Linked DNA regions of Homo sapiens: region 1 is linked to region 2. A link is an interaction called in ENCODE POLR2A ChIA-PET data of the cell type or tissue named here. Cell type or tissue: A673. All regions are shown on one strand. Each heading gives the region's core, and the rest is flanking DNA. Links, peaks and the distances in the headings are about the cores only. Region 1 overlaps RPL34-DT (RPL34 divergent transcript). Region 2 overlaps RPL34-DT (RPL34 divergent transcript).

What was found. ChIA-PET counts read pairs that join two places held together with the same protein. Peaks named below come from ENCODE experiments on the same cell type or tissue, not always from the same donor. Only the 100,000 strongest peaks of a DNase experiment are listed, where the experiment ranks them.
Region 1: POLR2A ChIA-PET joins it to region 2 with 18 read pairs; 3 of 35 experiments call an interaction of 5 or more read pairs at or near these places.

The regions. Positions count from the first base shown.
Region 1 is chr4:108,597,164-108,609,519 of GRCh38, reverse strand. All of the region lies in intron 1 of RPL34-DT (RPL34 divergent transcript), which reads left to right. Among named protein-coding and RNA genes, the nearest start is that of RPL34-DT, 17 kb to the left of the region's middle. In A673, for the core only: no CTCF peak of the experiment used is centred there; no DNase peak of the experiment used is centred there.
Region 2 is chr4:108,537,993-108,550,348 of GRCh38, reverse strand. RPL34-DT (RPL34 divergent transcript) reads left to right here. Exons shown (of 4, transcript NR_026968.1): 3 at 8,133-8,330; 4 at 9,535-12,159. Among named protein-coding and RNA genes, the nearest start is that of RPL34-DT, 76 kb to the left of the region's middle. In A673, for the core only: no CTCF peak of the experiment used is centred there; DNase peaks (open chromatin) are centred at 5,688, 6,558 and 9,518.

The DNA.
Region 1 (12,356 bases), core at 1,476-9,475, 59 kb before region 2:
CGCCTGTAATCCCAGCACTTTGGGAGGCCAAGGCAGGCGGATCACTTGAGGTCAGGAGTTCAAGAACAGCCTGGCCAACATGGTAAAAGCCCATCTCTACTAAAAATGCAAAAATTAGCCAAGCATGGTGGCAGGCACCTGTAATCCCAGCTACTTGGGAGACTGAGGCACAAGAATCGCCTGAACCCAGGAGGCAGAGGCTGCAGTGAGCTGGAATCACGCCACTGCACTCCAGCCTGGGTGACAGAGTGAGACTCCATATAAAATAAAAATAAAAATAAATTATATAAGCAATAATTCATATATTTTTTAAAAAACCAAAACTCTTCTTGAAAATTCTTATAACTGTTATAGGCTCAAGCACCATTACCTCAGAATATGGACTTCCATGAATCCTGAGAGACTTTCTGCTGAATCTGGGCCTTGCATTCATTTTCCTCTCCAAAGGATTTAAAAATTCTTAAAGCCTTGGCCATTCACTACATTTCTCACCTCACTCCCACCCCCCAGTACCCATTTTTCAGCCTTGCATCAGTTCTCAAACTGTTGCTTCTACCTGATCTAATCTCTCTGAGGGGAGGGCACTTCAACATATTTTAAAAACTTACCCCTTCGTTTATTCTGTTCTCTTCCTCTGTCTTTTCTATTTGTGTTTTGTGCCCCTTACCCTACCCTGATTTCCAGCCTTAATCCCTATACCCTACCAAATGCAGACGGAAAAAACATTTTTTAAAAACTTCTAATTTTGTGTCTTTCATAAAGATTCAGTCAAGAATAAACCACAACAAGCAAGTGTGACAGAAATGTGCAGGAGTCTAATTGTCTAAACTAATTAAAAGAGACCAAAAAATTATATCATGGTTCTTTAGTTGCAGGCAACAGAAGCCAACTCTGGGTAACAAGCAAAAAGGGAAGGAGAAGGATGCAAGGGCTGCTCAGAGAATAGATAATATAATAAATATTAATGACAATAATATGAGACTGAAGACACCACATGGTAAGAAAGAGGTAAAACATCTGTCCTTTCTCAAGAAACCATTTTTTTGTTGTTGTTTGTTTGTTTTTTGTTTTAGAAAAAGGTAAAACAGGTATGAGAGAAAGAGTTTGAAGGACAGCTCATGTCTTATTGAGTGGGAGAAGGTTAGATAGCCAACATTGAGGATGTGGCATTTGAAATACGCCTTAAGACACTGGTAGAATTTCCAAAGGCAAAGGTGTTTCACAAAGAAGAAATAACACAACAAAAGCCTGAAGATGGGAAAGTATAGGATATGCCTACAAGGGCAAGTTGTGGTCATATTAGGAAGACCTTGAATGCCACGCTAAGGAATCTGTATTTAATTTGTAGACACTGAAAGTTGCTTAAAGTGTCTGAATGAGAGAGTTACATGGTTAAAATGTAATTGAATTTTGGAAAACAACGATGGCACCAAATAAGAGAGTGATCCTTTAGTGCCCATGCTAGGGGAACCTGCTTTGGTCTAAATCTTATTCCATCTCCTAAAAACTGATTTATAAGTGGAATGATGCAAAGAAGGGAAATGATTACAGCTGATCCATTTCCCTTGGAAACACTAGCTATCGATTCCTTTATCCCCAGAGCTGTCTGTCTGGTATAATAAATATTAATAACAATAATATGAGACTGAAGATACCACGTGGTTAGGAAAGAGGTAAAACATCTGTCCTTTCTCTTTTTTTTTTTTTCTCAAGAAACCAGTTTAAAAAAAAAAAAAGTAAACAGGTATGAGAGGAAGAGTTTGAAGAACTCATGTCTTATTGAGTAAGAGAAGGTTAGAGTAGCCAACATTGATTCTTGTTCTTCTTGAATCCTGGCTGTTCAGCTTTTCCTCCACTGATTTTTATCAGTGGAAGCCAAAGAACTCTAACTGATGCAAGAGACAGTTGCAATAGCAGGTGCTCACTAGAGGTTTGCTCATCATCCATGTGGTTTATCAGATATGAGCAGATGAGTTTTTAACTCTATCACAGCTCTAAAAGATCTACTGAGAAAAACATCCTTAAAGAAAAGGCAGTCAAAGAAAGTTCTAATGGCAATATTTATTAATATTACTTAAAAGGCCAAACTCTATAGCCGATAAGATAAAGCAAAGGGAAAGTAAAGAAACTTTTGTTGGGATGTTTTAGGCTGATATATTTATATCAGCATACGAATGAGTGATTCAACCTACTAGTTATTGAGGAATATTACAAAGCAAAAGCAGTGTGGTTCTGGTGTAGGAACAGATGAACGGAACAGAGGGAGAGTTCAGAAATAGATCTGTGTGCATATGGGAATTTGATATACAATAAATGTGGTAAAAATGGAAAAGAATGCCTTGTTTAGAATATAGTATTGGGAAAACTGGCTCATCATCTGGAGAAAAAGCTGGACTTTTACGTTACACTATAGAAAGATGGACTCTAAATGAATTAAAGACCTAAATGAGACAGGTGAGTATTCAGAACCAGAAGAAGAAAATAAAGAATTATCTTTGTGGAGTTTATTAAACCATTGAAGTACAAACAATAAGTGGAAAATTGATGACTTAGCTACATTAATGTTACAGCATTTTTTTCAGCAAAGGTTACCAAAAACAAAGTTAATAGACAAGGAGAAGATAGTTGCAGCATCAAAAACAAAGGATAATATTTACATCAGTGCTGTCCACTAGAAATGAAATGTGAGTCACATATGTAATTTAAAATTTTTAGTCACATTAAAAACTAAAACCATTCTGGCCAGGCATAGTGGCTCACGCCTGTAATCCCAGCACTTTAGGAGGGTGAGGTGGGTGGATTGCTTGAGCTCAGTTCAATACCAGCCTGGGCAACACGGTGAAACCCTGTCTCTACAAAAAATACAAAAAAAATTAGTCAGGCATGCTGGCTCGCACCTGTAGTCCCAGCTACTTGAGGGTCTGAGGCTGGAGGATCACTTGAGCCCAGGAGGCAGAGATTGAAGTGAGCTGAGATTGCACCACTGTACTCCAGCCTGGGCAACAGAGTGAGAACCTGTCTCAAAAAAAAAAAAAATGTATAAAGTCATTGTTTCTGATTTTTATTATGAAGAGTTTCAATTTCAACATAAATTGTTGTTCCTGTCTGGCTAAATCACTAATAAGCTCTTCCTTTCTTTTGGAGTTTAAAATTTAGCTCTTTCATATGTAGTGTGATATCTGTGAGAAAACATAAATCATATTGTCATTTTGTCTTTGATTATTGAATATTCCTTCCAATTCAGGAACATATTAAATTGGAGTTAAAAGTACTTTCTAAAAATTCTTGGCCGGGCGCAGTGGCTCACGCCTGTAATCCCAGCAATTTGGGAGGCCGAGGCGGGTGGATCACGAGGTCAGGAGATTGAGACCATCCTGGCTAACATGGTGAAACTCCATCTCTACTAAAAAAAAAAAAAAAAAAAAAAAAATTAGCCGGGCTTGGTGGCGGGCACCTGTAGTCCCAGCTACTTGAGAGGCTGAGGCTGGAGAATGGCGTGAACCCAGGAGGCAGAGCTTGTAGTGGGCTGAGATTGTGCCACTGCACTCCAGCCTGGGTGACAGAGCGAGACTCCATCTCAAAAAAAAAATAAAAATAAAATAAAATAAAAATTCTTCCACAACTATTATCAATGAGCACAGGCAGAGAACACAAGATTAAGAAAATCAGTCTTAATTCTATCAGTCTATTTCTTTCAAAAGTTCCATAACTTGGCAATGATTTATAGCATTAGTGTATAGATACTAAATGACATTTATTTATTTATTTAGAGGCAGTCTTGCTGTGTCACCCAGATTGGAGTGAAGTGATGCGATCTCGGCTCACTGAAACCTCTGCCTCCTGGGCTCAAGCGATTCTCCTGCCTTAGCCTCCCGAATAGCTGGGATTACAGGCACCCGCCACCATGCCGAGCTAATTTTTGTATTTTTAGTAGAGACTGGGTTTCACCATGTTGGCCAGGCTGATCTTGAACACCTGACTTCAGGTGATCTGCCTGCCTTGGCCTCCCAAAGTGCTGGGATTACAGGTGTGAGGCACCACGCCTGGCCCTAAATGACTTTAAAGTAATTGTACTCCATAACAGTTTTCATATGGTGTGCTTTAAAAAACTGAGCACAAAGATTTTCAATACATATCATACAGTGGAACAAAGCAATAAATGAAATAGAAATCTCTTGTCTTACCATTCCAACAAATCTGGATTTTTACCTAACATATATGGGCCACCATCTGTCATTATAGGCACAAATTCTTCTTTGATGGTTATAAAAGATGAAAAACTGCTCCAGAAATTTAGGTGTTTTTAATTCAAATTTAATAAAACTTCATAGTTTTGGAAGTCCTTTGAGACACAAATATACCCAAAGTATTAATAGACATTGTCATTTTTTTGAGATAGAGTCTCACTCTGTAGCCCAGGCTGGAGTGCAATGGTACGATCTTGGCTCACTGTAACCTCCACCTCCCAGGTTCAAGTGATTCTCCTGCCTCAGCCTCCCGAGTAGCTGGGTTTCCAGGTGCCTGCCACCACGCCTGGCTAATTTTTTTTTTTTTTAATAGAGGCGGGGTTTCACCATGTTAGCCAGGCTGGTCTTGAACTTGTGACCTAAGGTAATCCACCCGCCTTGGCCTCCCAAAGTGCTGGGAATGCAGATGTGAGCCACCATGCCCGGCTGACATTGTCTCTTATATCACATCATCCATTTTAAAGCTAAAGAAAAGTACTTGTAATTTTTTAAATTGTTAATCAATTGATCTTTGATACTGTATCGTTGGAAAGTTCTTGTAATCTATGGGCCATTTTTTAATGGCTTAGTTGAAGGTCTTTCACTTTTTGTAAAATATCTTCTTTAGTCTTTTTCTCATAATTTTCTAGCAAAATTTCCACAACTGAAATAATTTGTTTTACTATCTGACTTAAAATGACTTTCATTTTTCATCCCTCCCTTTCCCCTCCCTCCCTCCCTCCCTCCCTCCCTTCCTTCCTTCCTTCCTTCCTTCCTTTTCTGTTTCCTTCCTCCCCTCCCTCCTTTCTTTCTGTAAGAATCCAACACATCTTTTAGCTGTCTAAAATTACAAGCTCAGGGGCCAGGTGCGGTGGCTTATGCCTGTAATCCCAGCATTTTGGGAGGCTGAGGTGGGCAAATCAACTGAGGTCAGGAGTTTGAAACCAGCCTGACCAACATGGCAAAATCTCATCTCTACCAAAAAATACAAAAAAATTAACCAGGCCTGGTGGCGTGCACCTGTAGTCCCAGCTACTTGGGAGGCTGAGGAATGAGAATCGCTTGAACCTGGGAGGCAGAGGTTGCAGTGAGCCAAGATCGTGCCACTGCACTCCAGCCTGGGCAACACAGCAAGACTCTGTCTTAAAAACATAAATAAAATAAAATTATAATCTCAGATCCTGTTAAGAAGCATTAAGGATTTTTTGGTCGTATATTCAACTCCTATTTTGAACTACAATTTTGATTTCTTTTTTGACTTCCAAGGGGAAATGTCTTACCAAATTCATTATGTATTTACTTAAAATGTCTCTTAATATTGTCTAATTTATTGCTTAAAATATTTTTTACACACAAATAGCTTTTTTCATTTTGCTGTGTTACAGCAAATTGCAATTTCCATTCATCGTAGAATTTGTGACATGCTTTCTTTCAGTCCTTTTCTTTTTTTTTTTTTCTTTTTTGAGACGGAGTCTTGCTCTGTCCCCCAGGCTGGAGTGTAGTGGTGCGATCTTGGCTCACTGCAAGCTCTGCCTCCCGGGTTCACGCCATTCTCCTGCCTCAGCCTCCCGAGTAGCTGGGACTACAGGCGCCCGCCACCACACCTGGGTAATTTTTTGTATTTTTAGTAGAGACGGGGTTTCACTGTGTTAGCCAGGATGGTCTCGATCTCCTGACCTCATGATCCACCCGTCTCGGCCTCCCAAAGTGCTGGGATTACAGGCGTGAGCCACTGCGCCCGGCATTTTTTTTTTTTTTTTTGAGACGGAGTCTTGCTCTGTCCCCCAGGCTGGGGTGCAATGGCACGATCTTGGCTCACTGCAACCTCTGCCTCCTGGGTTCAAGCGATTCTCCTGCCTCAGCCTCCTGAGTAGCTGAGATTACAGGCACCCGCTACCATGCCCGGTTAATTTTTGTGTTTTTAGTAGAGATGGGGTTTCACCATATTGGTCAGGCAGCTCTCGAACTCCTGACCTCAGGTGATCTGCCCGCCTCGGCCTCCCAAAGTGCTAAGATTACAGGCGTGAGCCACTGCACCCGGCCAGTCCTTTTCTTTTAATAGCCCAGTTGTAGTACTAGTTTCTGTATCTCCACTTTATTCTGCATTAGTGGTATGCATTCATTTTATATTTAAATTTGGTTCATTTTTAAGCTACACAGGAAGGGGAACATCACACTCTGGGGACTGTTGTGAGGTGGGGGGAGGGGGGAGGGTTAGCACGAGATATACCTAATGCTAAATGACGAGTTAATGGGTGCAGCACACCAGCATGGCACATGTATACATATGTAACTAACCCGCACATTGTGCACATGTACCCTGAAACTTAAAGTATAATAATAGTAATAATAATAATAATAAAAACAAAGAAAAAAATTAAAAAAATAAAATAAAAATGATTTTATTATGGTTACAATACTGGGTATTTAAATTTAATTTCTTCTCAGACGAAGGAAACTAAGAGAATTACCAGTTGACCTACCTTTAAAGAATGACTAAGGATATTCTTCAAAGGAAATGATAGCAGCAGGCATAGAACTTTAGAAAGAAAGAAAGAACAACGGAATGAGAAAAAATAGGGTAACTATAATAGAATATTTTTTATCTCTTATGTTTTAAAAATTATGTTTAATGGTTTAAATTTGTTTCCTATTGCAGCTCTAACAAGTCACTGCAAACACAAGGGCTTAAACAATACAAATGTATTATCTGATAGTTCTAGAGAGCAGAAGCACAAAATGAGTCTCACTAGGCTAAAATCAAGGTGTCAGCAGGGCTGCATTCCTTCTGGAGACTAGGGGAGACTGCATTTCCTTGTCTCTCCCATTTTCTAGAGGACAGCTGCTTTTGTTGGCTCATGGCACCTTTTTTCCACGTTCAAAGACAGCAGTGTTGGTTGAGTCCGTCTCACACTCACACTGCTACCTCTCTGGTTTTCTTTTTTGTCTCTCTCTCCCACACTTATGTCTGTCTGTCTGTCTGTCTGTCTGTCCGTCTGTACATTTGTGTGAGATGGGGTCTTGCTATATTGCCCAGAGTGGCCTGGAACTCCTTGGCTCAAGCAATCCTCTCACCTCATCCTCCCCAGTAGCTGGGACTCTGGGCATAGAACTGACTGCTCTTCCACTTTTATGAATCCTTACGACTATATTGGGCTCCCCTTGATAGTATAGAATAATCTCTCTTTTTAAAGTCAGCTGATTAGCAGCCTTAATTCCATCTGCTCCCTTACTTCTCCTTTGCCACATAACCTATTAACTGTTTTGGGTTATTAGGATGTGGACATCTTTGAGAGTGGGCATTATTCTGCCCATCACAGGATTAAAAAATTATAATACCAATTGGATGTGATATTCAATGTATGTGGAGGAAATACTTAAGACATTATGTTTAAGAGGTGGGGAGGGATAAATTGCTAGGGAATTATGCTGAATTAAAAAAAAGCCACCTATAGGTTGTATACTGTGTGATTTCATCTTTCTAACATTTTGAAATGACGAAATTTTAGAAATGGATATATATTGCCAGGATAAATGGTTGCCAGAGGGTGGGGGCAGGGGAAGGTAGGAGGATGTGGTTATGAGAGCAACACAGAGGATCTTTGTGTTTTGGAACAGTTGAATATCTTGATTGTAGTAGTGGGTACATGACCTACATAGGTGATAACATTGTATAAAACAATATATAAACACATAATAAAAATAAAGACAAAAACAGAAAACAATATATAAACACACACACACACACAAATGAATACCAGTAAAATTAGAACATCTGAATATAATCAGTAGATTGCATCAATTTCAATATCCTGCCTTTTTATGATTATTTGATAATTTCTGAAGGGATGAGAAGTAATGGATTTAATTTGTACATTATTCCAAGTTTCTCTGCAGAATGCAGGATATTTTAGGATATTAGTCATCTTGTTAGTCTAGAATCTTAAAAAGTGGTTGGCAGAGGTGGGAGGGAGGTGGATGTGGGTGTAAAAGGCATCAGGTGGGCTCCCTGTCGTGTTGGAACTGTTTAGCATCTTGACTGTGGCAGTAGATACACAAACCTGCACAGAAGATAAAAATATATGGAACTTGGCCGGGTGTGGTGGCTCATGCTTGTAATCCCAGGACTTTGAGAGGCCAAGGTGGGTGGATCACCTGAGGTCAGGAGATCGAGAACAGCCTGGCCAACATGGTGAAACCTGTCTCTACTAAAAATACAAAAATTAGCCGGGTGTGGTGGTGGGAGCCTGTAATCCCAGCTGCTTGAGAGGCTGAGGCAGGGGAATGGCTTGAACCCGGGAGGCAGAGGTTGTAGTGACCCGAGATTGTGCCACAGCACTCCAGCCTGGGCAACAGAGGGAGACTCTATCTCAAAAAAAAAAAAAATATATATATATATATATACACACACACACACACACACACACGTATATATACACATATACATATATATAATATATATATGGAACTTAATACATCACACACATGCAAATGATTCCAATGGGAAATCTGAATATGATCTGTGGATTGTATCAATGTCAGTATCCTAGTTATACTGTTATGATACAGTTTTTTAAAGTTTTACCATTGAGGAAAACTGGAATCAGCATATAAGGAATCTATCTCTGTTATTTCTTACAACTGCATGTGAATCTACAATTAGCAGAACAAACATTTCAATTTAAAAAAGTGAAAGAGTGAAAGGACCTAATGGAAGTAAGGTTTCTACACTCAAAGTGGTAAAATGTCAACGCTGTTAGACTGTGATAAATTATGCAAGTATATTGTAATACCTAGGGAAACCATTAAGAAAACTATTCAAAGAAATATACTCAAAAAACTATAAAGTCAAAATGTAATTCTAAAACATTTTCAAGTGACCCACAGAAAGGTGAGAAAGGGGAAACAGAGGAATGAAAAACAGAGGGAACAAACAGTAAACAATTAATAAAATAGCCAACTTAAGCCCAGCACACCAATCATTACTTTCAATATAACTAATCTAAATACGCCAATTAAAAGGCAGAGATTGGCAGGATGGATAAGTTTAATTATGAAGGATGGTTTAAGTAGGTATCACTATAACTCTTGTTGTTTGCACAAAATATTCAAATAAACACATTGCAGTGTTACATAGTTCACAGAAAAAAATCATTCAAACCAAATCAGTCCATTGGTACTGGCTACATTGGTGATGTTTTTATGTATAATACATAAGAAATAATACATAAGAATATGTTATGTATAATACATAAGAATATTATGTATAACACATAAGAAATAATGTATGTATAATATATATAATGTATAAGAAAAATGTGTACTATAATAAAACAATAACAATATCTTAACATAAGTTAAAGTAAAACGTACATTTACCAAAATGCTGCTTCAGTTTTAAATTTAAATTAAATGGAGTGAAATGAAATGAAAAATTCATTTCTAGCTGCATTTCAAGTGCTCAATTGTCACAGACCCAGCGTAGACATAGAAATCCTATATAGCAAAAACAACCCAAAATTTAAAAAAAATAAAAATGTGTAAAGCATATTAATAGGTAATTCAGTGACAAAGACATTCACTAGTAATCTGAAAGTTAATTAAAATTCTACATGGGTTCTGAGAGCTTTTACCCTTAAGTAATACATATCAGTTAAATTCACATTTCCTCCACCAAAGTAGTCTCTTCGTCACACTTATCATCAAGGGGAAAATAAGTAGCTAGGAAGTGCAGTCCTACTCTGTGCTGAGTAAAAGGTCTGGAAATATTTGCAGAATAGCATTATTATCTACATAAGCCACATATGAATTTTTTTTTAAATATTTGTGAAGTGGAGAATTGAAAGCAATCTAGCTGTCTCTCACCAGGTGGATGGCACTTTTTTTTTTTTTTTGAGATGGAGTTTTGCTTTTATTGCCCAGGCTGCAGCGCAATGGTGCAATCTCAGCTAGCTCACTGCAACCTCTACCTCCCGGGTTCCAGCGATTCTCCTGCCTCAGCCTCCTGAGTAGCTGGGATTACAGGCATGCACCACCACACCTGGCTAATTTTGTATTTTTAGTGGAGACAGGATTTATCCATGTTGGTCAGGCTGGTCTTGAACTCCTGAACTCAGGTGATCCGCCCGCCTCGTCCTTCCAAAGTGCTGGGATTGCAGGCATTAGCCACTGTGCCTGGCCGGCACTTTTAATTTATGTTAATTATTGCTACCATTCATTGAGAGTTTAATTTGTGACTCACTGTCCTAAGATTTTACATTTAATTTTTTTTATTTTTTGAGATGGAGATTCACTCTGGTTGCCCAGGCTGGAGTGCAGTGGTGCAATCTCGGCTCACTGCAACCTCCGCCTCCCAGTTTCAAGCCTCGGCCTCCCAAAGTGCCGGGATTACAGGCGTGAGCCACCGCACCTGGCCAAGATTTTGCATTTATTAATCGTATTTAACCACCCTATACATCCATGAGGTGGATATACTGATAATTTTCCTTGTATTACATTAGGAGTAACTTGCCCAGGATCACCCCTCTGTTAAGTGGCAGAGCTGGAACTTGAACTCACTATTTTCTGACTTTATAACCCATGCCCTTTTATCCTTTAGGCTGTACTGCCTCTTTTGATCAATTTGCCCCATTCATGGTTATGCATGCTGATGGAGACTGCTTTTGAAGCTTCTTTATTGAAGGAGCGGGAGAAGAGTAAGAAAGTTGGAGCAGACTAAGAAGACAGGAAAGAAAGAAAAGCAAAAGTAAGATAGAGGTCAGTGAGAAATGAGTGACAAAATGGGTGTTGGTTACCTCACAGGTTTTTTAAATTTCACAAGGCCCTACTCTGTCTTTGTCATTCTGTCCTCCAGATTTCTTGCTGGTGGCTCTCCTTGTCTGAACACAACCACAGGGCACGTGAATCTGTAATACAATCCATAATGGTCAACTTCCCATGACACAGATTAGAGTGCAGAAAAACCTCCAGCATACCATGTTTTCTTCTTTTTTAATTCTTTTTTTCCATTCATTTTGGTGGGAGCATATCCTTAATAGCTTCTTGAGAAAGAGTACATGGGAATTAAGTTTTTGAGACCTTGATTGTCTGAAAATGTTTTTGTTGTTGTTGTTTTAAGACAGAGCCAAGGGCTGGGTGCAGTGGCTCGTGCCTTTAGTCCCATCACTTTGGGAGGCTGAGGTGGGCGGATCACCTGAGATCAGGAGTTTGAGACCAGCTTGATCAACATGGAGAAACCCCATCTCTACTAAAAAAATACAAAATTAGTGGAGCATGGTGGTGCATGCCTCTAATCCCAGCTACTTGGGAGGCTGAGGCAGGAAAATTGTTTGGACCTGGGAGGCGGAGGTTGTGGTTAGCCGAGATTGCGCCATTGCACTCCAGCATGGGCAACAAGAGTGAAACTCTGTCTCAAAAAAAAAAAAAAAACAACCCAAGCCAATCTGGGTGCAGTGGCTCACGTCTGTAATCCCAGCATTTTGGGAGGCCGAGGTGGGTGGATCACTTGAGGTCAGGAGTTCGAGACCAGCCTGGCCAGCATGGTGAAACCCTGTCTCTAGTAAAATACAAAAATTAGCTGAACGTGGTGGCGCGCCCTGTAATCCCCACCTACTCAGGAGGCTGAGGTGAGAGAATCACTTGAACCTGGGAGGCAGAGGTTGCAGTGAGCCTAGATCACACTACTGCACTCCAGCCTAGGCGACAGAGTGAGACTGAGCCAGACGCCTTGGCTCACGCCTGTAATCCCAGCACTTTGGGAGGCCGAGGCGGGTGGATCACCTGAGGTCAGGTGTTCAAGACTAGCATGGCCAACATGGTGAAACACCGTCTCTACTAAAAATACAAATTTTAGCTGGGCATGGTGTGGCATGCACCTGTAATCCCAGCTACTCAGGAGGCTGAGGCGATAGAATCGCTCAAATCTGGAAGATGGAGGTTGCAATGAGCTGAGATCCGGCCACTGCACTCCAGCCTGGGCGACAGAGCGAGACTCCAACTCAAAAAACAAACAAACAACAACAACAAAAAAAAAAACAAGACAGAGTCTCCCTCTGTCGCCCAGGCTGGAGTACAGTGGCACGATCTTGGCTCACTGCAACCTCTGCCCTCCAGGTTCCAGCGATTCTCCCG
Region 2 (12,356 bases), core at 1,670-9,669:
TCCTTCTATACATAGTTTGTTGAGAGTTTTTTTTGTTAATCATGCAGCCATGTTGAATTTTATTAAGTGATTTTTCTGCATCTATTGAGATGATTATGTAGTTTTTGTCCTTCATTCTGTTGACATGATATATCATGTTTATTGACTTGCATATGTTGAACCATTGTTATATCCCTGGTATAAATCTCATGTGATCATGGTATATTATCTTTTTGTTTTTTGTTTATTTGTTTGTTTGTTTGAGACAGGATCTCCTTATGTTGCCCAGGCTGGAGTGCAGTGGTGTGATCTTAGCTTATTACAGCCTCAACCTTCTGGGCTCCAGCAATCCTCCCACGTAAGCCTCCTGAATAGCTGGGACTACAGGTGGATGCCAACACACCTGACTAATTTTTGTATTTTTTGTAGAGATGGGGTCTCACTATGTTGCCCATACTGGTCTTGAACTCCTGGGCTCAAGTAATCCTACCACCTTGCCTTGGCCTCTGAAAGTGCTGGGGTTACAGATGTGATAATCCAATAGCAAATCCAACAGCACATCAAAAAGATAATACACTCTGCCAGGCCCTGGGGTATTATCTTTTTGATGTGCTGTTGGATTTGGTTTGCTAGTATTTTGTTGAGGATTTTTGTGTCTATGTTTATCAGAGATATTGGCCTGTAGTTTTCTTTTTTGTTGTCTCCTTGTAGTTTTGATATTAGGGTGATGCTGACCTCATAGATGAGTTAGGAAGAATTCCCTCCTCTCTGATATTTTGAAATAACTTCAAGAAGATTGATATTAGTGCTTTGTACATTTGGTAGAATTCAGCTGTAAATCTATCTGGTCCTGGGCTTTTTGTTGTTGTTGTCTTACTCATTCAATCTTACTACCTGTTATTGGTTTGTTCAGGTGTTCTATTTCTTCATGATTGAATCTGGGTAGGTTGTATGTTTTCAGGAATTTATCTGTATCTTACAGGTTTTCCAGTTTGTCAGTGTATAATTGTTCATCGTAGTCTCTGATGATCTTTTGTATTCCTGTGATGTCAGTCGTAATGTTTCCTTTTTCATTTCTGTTTTTGTTTGGATCTTCTTTCTTCTTGGTTAGTCTAGCTAGTGGTTTATCAATATTGTTTATTTTTTTGAAGAACCAACGTTTCATTTTGTTAATCTTTAGTATTTTTTTAAGTCTCTATTTCATTTAGTTCTGTTCCAATCTTTATTATTTCTTTTCTTCTGCTAATTTTTGATTTAATTTGTTCTTGGTTTTCTAACTCCTCAAGGTGCATTATTAGAATGCTCCTTTGTAATTTTTCTACCTTTTTGGTGCAGGCATTTAGTCCTATAAACTTCTCACTTAGCACTGCTTTTGCTGTATTCCACAGGTTTTGGTATGTTTGATATTTATGTTTCATTTGTTTCAAGAAATTTTTTGATTTCTGTTTTGATTTCCTCATTGGCTCAATGGTCGTTCAAGAACATGTTGTTTAATGTCCTTGTATTTGTCTAGTTTTGAGAGTTTCTCATGATATTGATTTTTAGCTTTATTCTATTGTGATCTGAGAAAATACTTGATATGAACTTGATTTTTAAAAATTTTCTGAGACTTATTTTGTGGCCTTACATATAGTCTGTCTTGGAGCATGTTCCATATGCTAATGAGCAGAATGTGTATTTGGCAGTTGTTGGATAGAATGTTCTGTAAATGACTAAATAAAGCCTACTTTAAGTTCAATTTTTTGTGTCAATTTTCTGTCTAGATAAGCTGTGTAATGCTGAGAGTGGGGTGTTGGGAAATCCCCCACTATTCCTGTACTACAGTCTATCTCTCTCTTTAGATATAGGAATATTTGCTTTATGAATCTGGGTGTTCCAGCCTTGGGTGCATATATGTTTAGAATTGTTGTATTCTCTTGCTGGATTGACTTTCACTAACATATAATTATCATCTTTGTCCTTTCTTTTTTTTAACTGTTCTTGACTTAAAGTCTGTTTTATCGGATATAGCTGCTCCTACTCACTTTCGGTTTCCATTTGCATGGAATGTCTTTTTTCATCCCTTTGCTTTCAGTCTATATGTCTTTACTAGTGAGATGAATTCCTCAAAAGCAGCATATAGCTGAATCATTTAAAAAATATCAATTCAACCATTCTGTATCTTTCAATTGGATAATTTGATCCATTTACATTGCTATGTGAGGTTTTGTTCCTGTCACATTGCTAATTGTTTTCTGATTTTCAATATATTCTTTGTTAATTTTTTTTTCTGTTATTGTTTGTCATTGTGGTTTGGTGGGTTTCTGTCATGGTACCATTTGAGTCCTTTCCTCCACTGTGTGATTTCTTTACCAGTGAGATTTACAGTTTGATGTGTATTCATGATGGCAAATGACATTCTTTTGCTTCCAGGTTTAGGATGGCCTTGAGCATTTCTTGTAGAGCTGGTCTAGTGGTAATGAATTCCCTCAGCATTTGCTTGTCTAGGAAAGACTTTAATTCTTCTTCATTTACAAAGGATAATTTTGCTGGATCTAATATTCTTGGCCCTGACCCATGTTCAATTTCTGATATTCTTTCTTCTGCTCAATCTAGTCAGTTGATGAAGTTTTTAGATGTATTTTGTATTTCATTCAATGAACTATTCACTTCCAGAATTTCTGTTTGGTTCTTTTTAAAAATGTCTATGTCTTTAGTAAATTTCTGATTCATATTCTGAACTGTTTATCTGACTTCTTCAAGAATTCTCTTGTATCTCACAGAGCTTCTTTAAAATCAGTATTTTGAATTCTTTATCTGGAATTTTATAAATTTATTTATTTTTGAGATGTCATTCTGTTGCCCAGGCCAGGGTGCAGTGGTGTGATCTCAGCTCACTGCAACCTCTACCTCCCAGACTCAAGCAATTCTTCCTGCCTCAGCCTAACAAGTAGCTGGGATTACAGGCACCTCCCACCATGCCCAGCAATTTTAAAAAAATTTTTAGTAGAGATGGGGTTTCACCATGTTGGCCAGGCTGGTCTCAAACTTCTGGCCTCAAGTGATCCACTGGCCTTGGCCTCCCAAAGTGTTGGGATTACAGGCATGAGCCCTGAGCCCAGCTTATAAATTTCTTTTTGATTGGGATATGTTGCAGGAGAATAATTATGTTCCTTGCGAGGTTTCATATTTCCTTGCTTTTTTATGTTGATATTTGTGTATCTGGTGTAACTGTTGCTTCTTCCAATTTTTTGAAATTGCTTTCTTAGGGAAGGACTTTCTCCTGAAGGTGTATATAACGTTGTTGGTTGGGTAGGGCACTTTGGCTTTTCTTTTGGGAGCATGCAGTATTGTAATTTCTGTATGACTTCTTTGGCTATAAACAGTATCAGTGGTATCTGTGATTTACTCAGTGGCTTATGATGTGGTTATTATTTGAGACTGTGATGAAGTTTTGCTGGGGAGTAGGATGCCATGGGCCAGTCACCAGGTCTCAGTGGTGGTAGTGGTGAGCTTAGCATGCCTGTTCTTTGGCTTCAAGGCAGCTTGTGCCGGCACTGGTGTTATTGGGTCCAGGAGGGTTGATCCTTGCCTCTAGGTGGCTTGGGAGGGTGCTGGTAATGCCAATGGCGGGGGAGGGGGGGTTGCTGGGCATGTGAGCAAGTTCTTGGGCCCTTGGAAGCTGGTGTGATATGGGTGATGGCAGTGGCGGTGATGGAGCATCCCCATTGGAACCCACACTGTGGCCTGTGAGAAAGCCCAAACTAAACCTGTGAAAGACTATGTGGAAAGAGAGAAATGCCCAGCAACCCCCAAGCTGTTCAACTCACCCATCTGAGATAATAGACATTGAGAAATAGAGACAATCTGTCTCCTCTGTGCTCCATCCAAATTCTTGGAATCAAAAGATATAGTTGCTACAAGTCACTAAGTTTTGAGATCTTTTCCATGAAGCCACATAAAACTGTAACATTTAGGAAATAATTTGAGACCTTGAATGTCTTGAAATGTCTTCTATTTATCACTTATTTAATAGTTTGGATGGATATAGAATTCTTGATTATTAGATTTTTTCTTCAGAACATTGAAGGTATTGTTCTGTCGTCTTCCAGCCATTAGACACCTCAGTGGCATAGAAAAAGGCACATATTACTTCAGAGATTCTGAGGGTTTTCTGAGCTATGTGATAGAAAATGAGGCAGAGATCAAGTATATATTTCTTATTATAATATTGCACTCTAGTTCCTCCATCTACTTCCTAGTTTTCAAAATTGTGTTGTTCTATCCCTCTACTACTGTCATTCTCTTGTAGATTAATTCCTTCTTAAACCATCTACTATAATATTAATAGGATTAGGGGAAACAGTGGTTGTAATTGTGTGTGCAGGTAACCTGTATTTCTGTTTTGTATGCTGTATTATTTAGAATTATTTGTTTCACATTGTCTCCCCTGTGAAATTGTAAACTCCATGATTAGGGACCATTTTCTTTTTCACTACTGTATCCTCATCTCCTAGCACAGTGCCTGGCACGTAGTCGTTATTTAATAAACACCTCTTAAATAAATGAATAGAGAAATGCCCGAGGCAGGAGACAGGAAAGGTGACAGGGACAGACACATCAAAATAAAACATTATAATATCCCTCATCATTTTGTCTAGACCAGTGGTTCTTAAAAGAGGGTGACTTTACCACCCAGAAGACATTGGTAATGTCTGAGGACATTTTTGATTACCAAAATTAGAAGGTGGGACAGTTTGCTATTGACATCTAGTGAGCAGTGTCCAGGGATTCTGCTAAACATCTTACAATGCACAGCTCAGCTCCCTGCAACAAGGAATTATACACTCTAAATGTCAGTAGTGCTGAGGCTGAGAAACCCTGGTCTAGACCAAGCTCTAATATATAGCTAATATTTATAATTTGGTATTTCTTAAATACGTGGCCCATTTTCAAAATACCACAAGCGTGGGTCAAAACTTCTATCTATATGCCTTTTTTGGTGTATGGGCTCGGTGGAGAAGTACTAGGTTTGAGTATCCTATGGCTCACCCCTTTATAGCAGTTCATTTTACATATTCCCCACCTTTTTTTTGAAAGCTAGGATTAGTGGATAAGGAAAAGAGTAGGAAAGAAATCCACAGAGTCCCTACTTAATTCATTAATTTTCTTCCTACCTTCAGTTGTAAGTAGATTTAATGGTGTCTTACATTGTTTCTCAGCTGTTCCCCTATCTTCTCAGAGAAAAGTGCCTACCAGGCTGTTCACAATAACCAAACAGGGTAATCATAGCACTCTAAGACTAGAAGGGGCCTCGTTTTAAGATAAAGTAATTATGCCTTATGTAGCTAGCTCAATACAGAACTAGAATAAAAATTTGGGTTTGTACTATAAGGTAGCTGTATTCTGTTGTAGCATGTTCTTCGAATTAAAAACAGCAGCCACAAAACTCTGTTGACCTCACAAATCTATCTTCAACAACGCAGTGAATAAAATGCTTACCCTATTCTACTTTCATAAAAACTGAAATCACCTGGGGCGACCATTCCATGTTATCCAACCATACCAAATGCTACACCACAGACAGTTGATTATGACCTTGCAGAGAAAGCATGGATTTGTAGTTATACGTTGTGACATGCAGCACATTTGGGAGTCTTGCGTAAGCTATGTTTTGATGACAGCTATGTTTGCAGAATGAATTCATTCAGGCTAAACTCAGCAGTTAGTCATGGTTGGTTATTTAATGCTTTACTACTCCCCAACTCCACCTCACTCTTCCAAATTCATCATTTAAGTCCAGACAAAGTTGGCACAAAAGGGAAGTTGCGCCTTCTCCTCTGCAGTTCTTGTTCCACTAATGACTTGCTATAAATTCAAAGCTAACCATTTTGCTTTTGTTACTCTCTCTCTAGAAGCTGGATAATAATATGGCCTCCTTCCTCATTTTCTTCTCCCAGAGTTTTTTTTTTTTTTTACATGAAGTGGAGTGCAGTGGCACGATCTGAGCTCACTGCAACCTCTGCCTCCTGGGTTCAAGCGATTCTCCTGCCTCAGCCTCCCGAGTAGCTGGGATTACAGGCGTGTGCCACCACACCTGGATAATTTTTTTGTATTTTTAGTAGAGACGGGGTTTTGCCATATTGGCCAGGCTGGTCTCGAACTTCTGACCTTAGGTGATCTGCCTGCCTCAGTCTCCCAAAGTGCTGGGATTACAGACATAAGCCACTGCACCTGGCCTTCTGCCAGAATTTCCGAAAGCCCGTAACACAAAAGTTCTTTGACATCTTCAGATAAATGAAAGCCCTGAACCAAATCCATGTAGTCTCTGACTGCTTCTCCCTTCACAGCTCTGTATCATGAGAGTTCAGTCATTCCTTTCTTTTCTCACCTTGCCTAAAGGTGTCCTCTTCCTCCAGGCTCTGCAGTACTTCTCTAAGCCCGAATATTTAACCACACTTCTGGGCTGGGTTTTTTAACAGAAGTCACTCAGCCTTCTCATTGGGCCACAGACTGGAGTGGATAATCCGCCATCATCTGTGACCACGGAATAGCTTTTAAGCTCCTTTCATCGCCAAGAGGGAGCCTGGATACTGGCTGCTTTTCTATCAATCCCCCGCTGAGCACTTCCTCCTTCCTCATTTATGTTCATTTTCTTGTATTATTTATGTACGTTACTTTTCTCCACTAAATGTAGTTCCTTGAGGACAGGACTCTATCCACAGAATCGCCATGACAGCCAACTCTATGGTTTGTCCCTAATGGATTTAATTAGTATTTGTGCTAGAGTGATAGGGGAAGTTATAGCAGATGTGCTCTATGCCCTGGTCCTTATTTCCCTTTTTACCTTATTTATCTGGTGACTTCCTATTTATGTAGCTAGATCAGGGGGCATTCATTTCTTTAGGGGTTTTCAATGATGAGATCAGAAAGGAAAAAATGCAAATTCTTGCAAAATAAATTTAACATCACATTTTTGTCCTAAATATTAAAATGGGAAAAATTTTTAAGGATAAGCAAATAGGTAGAATCATTTTTTCTCCTTCCTCCACACTTTCCCTACCAGGTCAAGATCCCAGCAACTAAAGATAAAGAGTGTGGGAGGAGCAAAACAGTTTAAGAAATTAGTCTGGCCAGGAGCAATGTCTCATGCCTGTTACCCCAGCATTTTGGAAGGCCAAAACAAGAGGCTCACTTGAGGCCAGGAGTTCAAGACCAGCCTGGGTAACATAGTGAGACCTTGTTTTGATAAATTTTTTTTTTTTCAGTTAGCCAGGCATGATGGTGTGAGCCTGTAGTCTCAGATCTTCAGGAGGCTGAGTGGGGAGGATTGCTTGAGCCCAGGAGTCTGAGGTTACAGTGAGCTATGATTGCACCACTGCACTCCAGCCTGGGCAACAAGGTGAGATCCTGTTTGTAAAATGAAAAAGAAAAGAAAGACATTAGTTTGTCTGTGGACCTTGTCTCCTGCCCCAACCCCCAGAGAGCTTAAGGATATCCCTGATCTGAGTTCACCTGGTCTTTCTGATCTCTTCTGGAACTCATCTATGACTTAGAGAAAGAGGATAGAGATAGCATTGAGGGTAGAAGGAGCACAGTGAGTGCCTGTGACAGTTCAAGGTTCTTTGGGGAGCCCAGAGGACTATAGATGACTGATCTTCTGGTTCTGTAAGAAAGTCCAAGAAAATAGGGACAGAAGGAGAGGTGAAAAAGGAGAGAGAGTGGGGGAGAGGGGAAGATGAAAGGGGAGAGAGAGAGAGACAGAGAACCCACTACCCAGGAAACACATAGAAGGAAAAGGGGAAAGAAATAGAGAAAAAGGAGAGAGAAGAAAAGGAGAAAGGGAGAGAAAGAAATGGATTACCTTCTTTACCTGGCTTGAGTTGAGATTTTCTACAAACCAGGAAAGGGTCGTCCGAGAGATATGTAGTAAGTAGATCAAAACTGTTTCGTAGACCTGAAACAATTGGTTGTCAGCAATATTGTATCATTTAACCTAATATCACAGGCAAGGCTGCATGGTAACTTTCAGGAGCAGTAGGCACTTCCTCCTTAGAAAAAAAGTAAAAAGTATATTTTATGACCAGGTTAGAATAAAGGTGAATGTATTAACATTACCCATTAAAACATGTTCTTTGACCTAAAACTTTATTTTTTCCTCCGGATTTCTAAAGAAATAAAAATCTGTCCATGGGCCCTAAACATATTGTGAGTCTCTAGTCGCTGTGCCCTTTGTGCCTGCTGGGGATATTGGCCCTGGCAACAGGATGAACATGGACCACTGGAGCCTGGAATTCTGCCACTGAGAGATTCCCCGGGAGCATGGCTTTCTTTTCTTTCCTGGGTTCCGTGGATTCTCTCCTTCTCCTGAGGTATGGTATGCTAGTCCCTCTTGCATTCCTATAAAGAAATACCTGAGGCTGGGTAATTCATAAAGAAAAGGGGTTTAATTCACTCATGGTTCTGCAGGCTGTACAGGAAGCATAGCAGCAACATGGGCTCGACTTCTGATGAGTGCCTCAGGAAGCTCACAGTCATGGTGGAAGGTGAAAAGGGAAGCCAGCATATCACATGGTGAGAGCAGGAGCAAGGGAGAGAAGGGGGAGGTCCTAGACTTTTTTTTTTTTTTGAGACAGGGTCCCACTCTGTCACCCGGGCTGCAGTGCAGTGGTGCAATCATGGTTCACTGCAACCTCAACCTCCTGGACCCAAGCAATCCTCCCACCTCAGCCTCCCAAGTAGCTGGGACCATAGGTGGGTGCCACCATGCTCAACTAATTTCTTTTTTGTTTTTGTAGAGACAGGATCTCACTATGTTGCCCAGGCTGGTCTCGAACTCTTGGACTCAAGTGATCCTCCTGCCTTGGCCTCCCAAAGTGCTGGAATTACAGGTGTGAGCCATTGAACTTGGCCTCCAGACTCTTTTAAACAACCAGATCTTAAGTGAACTAACTGAGCAAGAACTCACTCATCACCAAGGGGATGGCACTAAGCCATTCATGAGGGATCTGCCCCCATGATTCAATACCTTCCACTAGGCCCCACCTCCAACATTGGAGGTCATGTTTCAACATGAAATTTGGAGGGGACAAACATCCAAACCATGTCATATAGGTTTCTCCTGCATTGGCCTTTACACAGGTAAATAAATGCCTCTAATCTCGAACCCCAATCAGAAAGTCCCTCATGTCATTAGTAAGGATAATTCCATTTCAACTGGGAACTAATTGTAAATGCAGGGCTTTCATGCTGCTATGTATATTAGCTTGACAATCCAATTGAGAGCTGCCCACTCTAATATTAAAAAACAAGCAAAACCTCAAAGCATCACTCTCACCATATGGATACAGAGCTCCTGACCACCATGCACATTGTGGCTAGTGACCAGGGAAGGGAACTAAAAGCTCGTCTTCATTGTTGGGTGCATTCACATATTGGCAAGCTTGCAGAACTCCCACCCATTTCCTTCTCCACTTATTGCCCTATTAAGACTGTGGCAGAAAACACATCGGATCCTGCTCTGAAAACCACAGGGGCTCATAGGAGTGAGTGACATTTTATTTCTCTGCCTTTCAGGAATTAGCCTCCTTACTGTCAGACCAGCCACAGAACTTCCTCCCACTTATCCCTTAGATGTCAACTACCCACACTTCAAATCACCCTGGAGACTGATGTGACTGGGATGATTTGACTGCATGTAGGTCAGAGCTGCCTCCAGGCAACTTGTGGGGCCAAGGCTCTGTGGCTAGAAGGAAGTGAGCATTAATACATCACTTAGAACAGCAAAAATCATCATCTGAAGATCATCATCTGAAAAGATCAGCATCAGAAGAGCTGTGAATATCACCGATCTGATAATTGGGTATTTTTGGTAAAACACACACACACACACACACACACACACACACACACACACACGCACAGATGCACACAGCCCTGCTTTTATGAGAATTGAGCTTAAATAGATGTGGGTGGAGGTTTTACTGAACTGGATATTTCTTAACTTTTGGAGTACAACACCTAGTCTCCTAATTCCTGTCCTGCATAGCGTGCTTACACAGTATTTTAAAATTAGAGATAATTAAATTTGATTTTGTTTCAATAATTATTTTGACAGTTTTAAAATATCTTTTGGAATTGTTTGTACCATTCCAGTCCTTTTCAAATCCAAGACTGAAATGAATTTTTCTAGCTATTTATCCCATCTTTGAGTTAAGAACATAGGTCCTTGCGTTTCAGTTTAATAGGTGATTCTTTAAAATTTGTTTATTTATTTAGAAGCAGGGTCTCACTATGTTGCTGGCTGGTCTTGAACTTCTGGGGTCAAGTGATCCTCTCACCTCAGCCTCCCAAGTAGCTGGGATTACAGGTGTGAGCCACTGCACCTGGCTCTAATAGTTGATTTTTGAAACCATATGGAACATTTCAAGTTAATAAAAATTTTTAATTAAAAAATATGTGCACAATTCACAGATGATCAGTCTTTTGGAATTATTATAGAATATTTTTGACAATAAAACTATGCTGAACTCAATCTTTTCTTAATGATTATGAAGATATTTTCTGATTGCAAAACTATGAAAATTAATGGTCATTGTGATATTGTTGTGAGTCTAGGTCAATGTGGAGTTCTGGAGACAGAATAATACCTAAAGTAGATCTGTTTTTTACTTTGGGAACTGATTATAACACCTGGAAATTATGTGTTATATTATTTAATTAAATGAGACAATGTATATAAATAAACCAAGCATTGGGGCTTGGCACATAGTATTTTTCAGTCAATGAGAGAAGAGTTTGAATATGAAATTTTTTATGCACTGGGGAGTAACTTCCTAGATCTATTTCTCTATGTACTTCCTCTCTGTCAATCTCACTCATTCAACAATACTTACTAAGCATATACTATTAATATTATATTGCATTGATTCTAAATCAGACACATAGTCACATTTTATTAACTCTAAAACTGTGATCAGTTTTAACATTGCTGGTGGCTTACAAATACTGTCAGCTAGAAGCAATCATGATGTACTAGTTGGCTATTCTTTTTGGTGGCACAATTGGATAACTGAGCCCCTTCGTGTTTCTGTCAACTGACGTTTATGTTTGAGGAAGGCACATGAATCAGGGCCATTGTTTGAAATCTAACCTTTGGCAAAAATCGGTAAGGAACTAGCCCTCAAACTTGCCTAATGGTAGGTGTCAGCGGCTTGGATGAAAATTCCCAGGGATAATAGAGGAGTACTCTTTTAAGAAATAGTGTAGCACCAACACTCTAGATGGTACAGAAGATGGATACTGTGGGAAAGTCAGGGACACTGATCACTCTATTTGAAAGGTAATTCAGCAAATTTAGACTCACACATATAAAGAAGTTTAGAAAATTGAACCAATTACTTTTGTTTATATTTTTCTTTTTATGTATGTGTAAGAGATAAGATAAATATCTGTGACTAAATATGTCTCTTATACCAAATAGAAAAATATATCCAAGAAGAAATTATAATGTCATTGTTTTATTAAGCATTATGTCATGCTTTTTGGAGGCATTTCCACCCTTTTTTATCTTTCTTAATGGTATATAAAATTGCAGTGCATTTCACCATCAGTGGTTCATTGGATTCGGTGAAGTCTAAGTAACTGCTGGACCTTGCGTTAGGCTTTTTAGATACAATTAATTAAGCAAATATTTATTTATTTATTTATTTAAATTGAGATGGATTCTTGCTCTGTCGCCTACGGTGAAGTGCAATGGCACCATCTCGGCTCACTGCAACTTCCGCCTCCCAGGTTAAAGCGATTCTTCCACCTCAGCTTCCCAGGTAGCTGGGATTACAGGCACTCGCCATCATGCCCAGCTAATTTTTGTATTTTTGTAGAGATGGGGTTCTACCATGTTGGCCAGTCTGGACTTGAACTCTTGACCTCAGGTGATCCACCCGCCTTGGCCTCCCAAAGTACTGGGATTACAGGCGTGAGCCACCACACCCGGCAGCAAATATTTATTGAATGCCTACTGTGTGCCCCAAGCTGTTCTAGGTGCTATAAATGGGCCAGACAAGCTGTCAGGGAGGTTGCCCTGGCTGGGAAGACAGACATCAGACAACATAATTCCAGAGCTGGATAAATACTAGGGAGAAAAACAAATGTGTGATGTATTATAATGGATATTGCAATAAACACTGGGATTTAAGACACAATTTCTGTTCACAAGGCATGTATGATCTAGGGTCAAAGTAAGTGGTGGGTAAAATGCCATGAACTCCTGAAAAGTGTGAAGGACGTAATAGTTAAACTGCCCTGAAAGGCTAGTAAGGTTTAGCCAGCTGAAGAGCATGGGAAGGGCATTCCAAGCAGAAGGACGATCATGTTTAAAGGTCAAGAAAGAAGAGGGA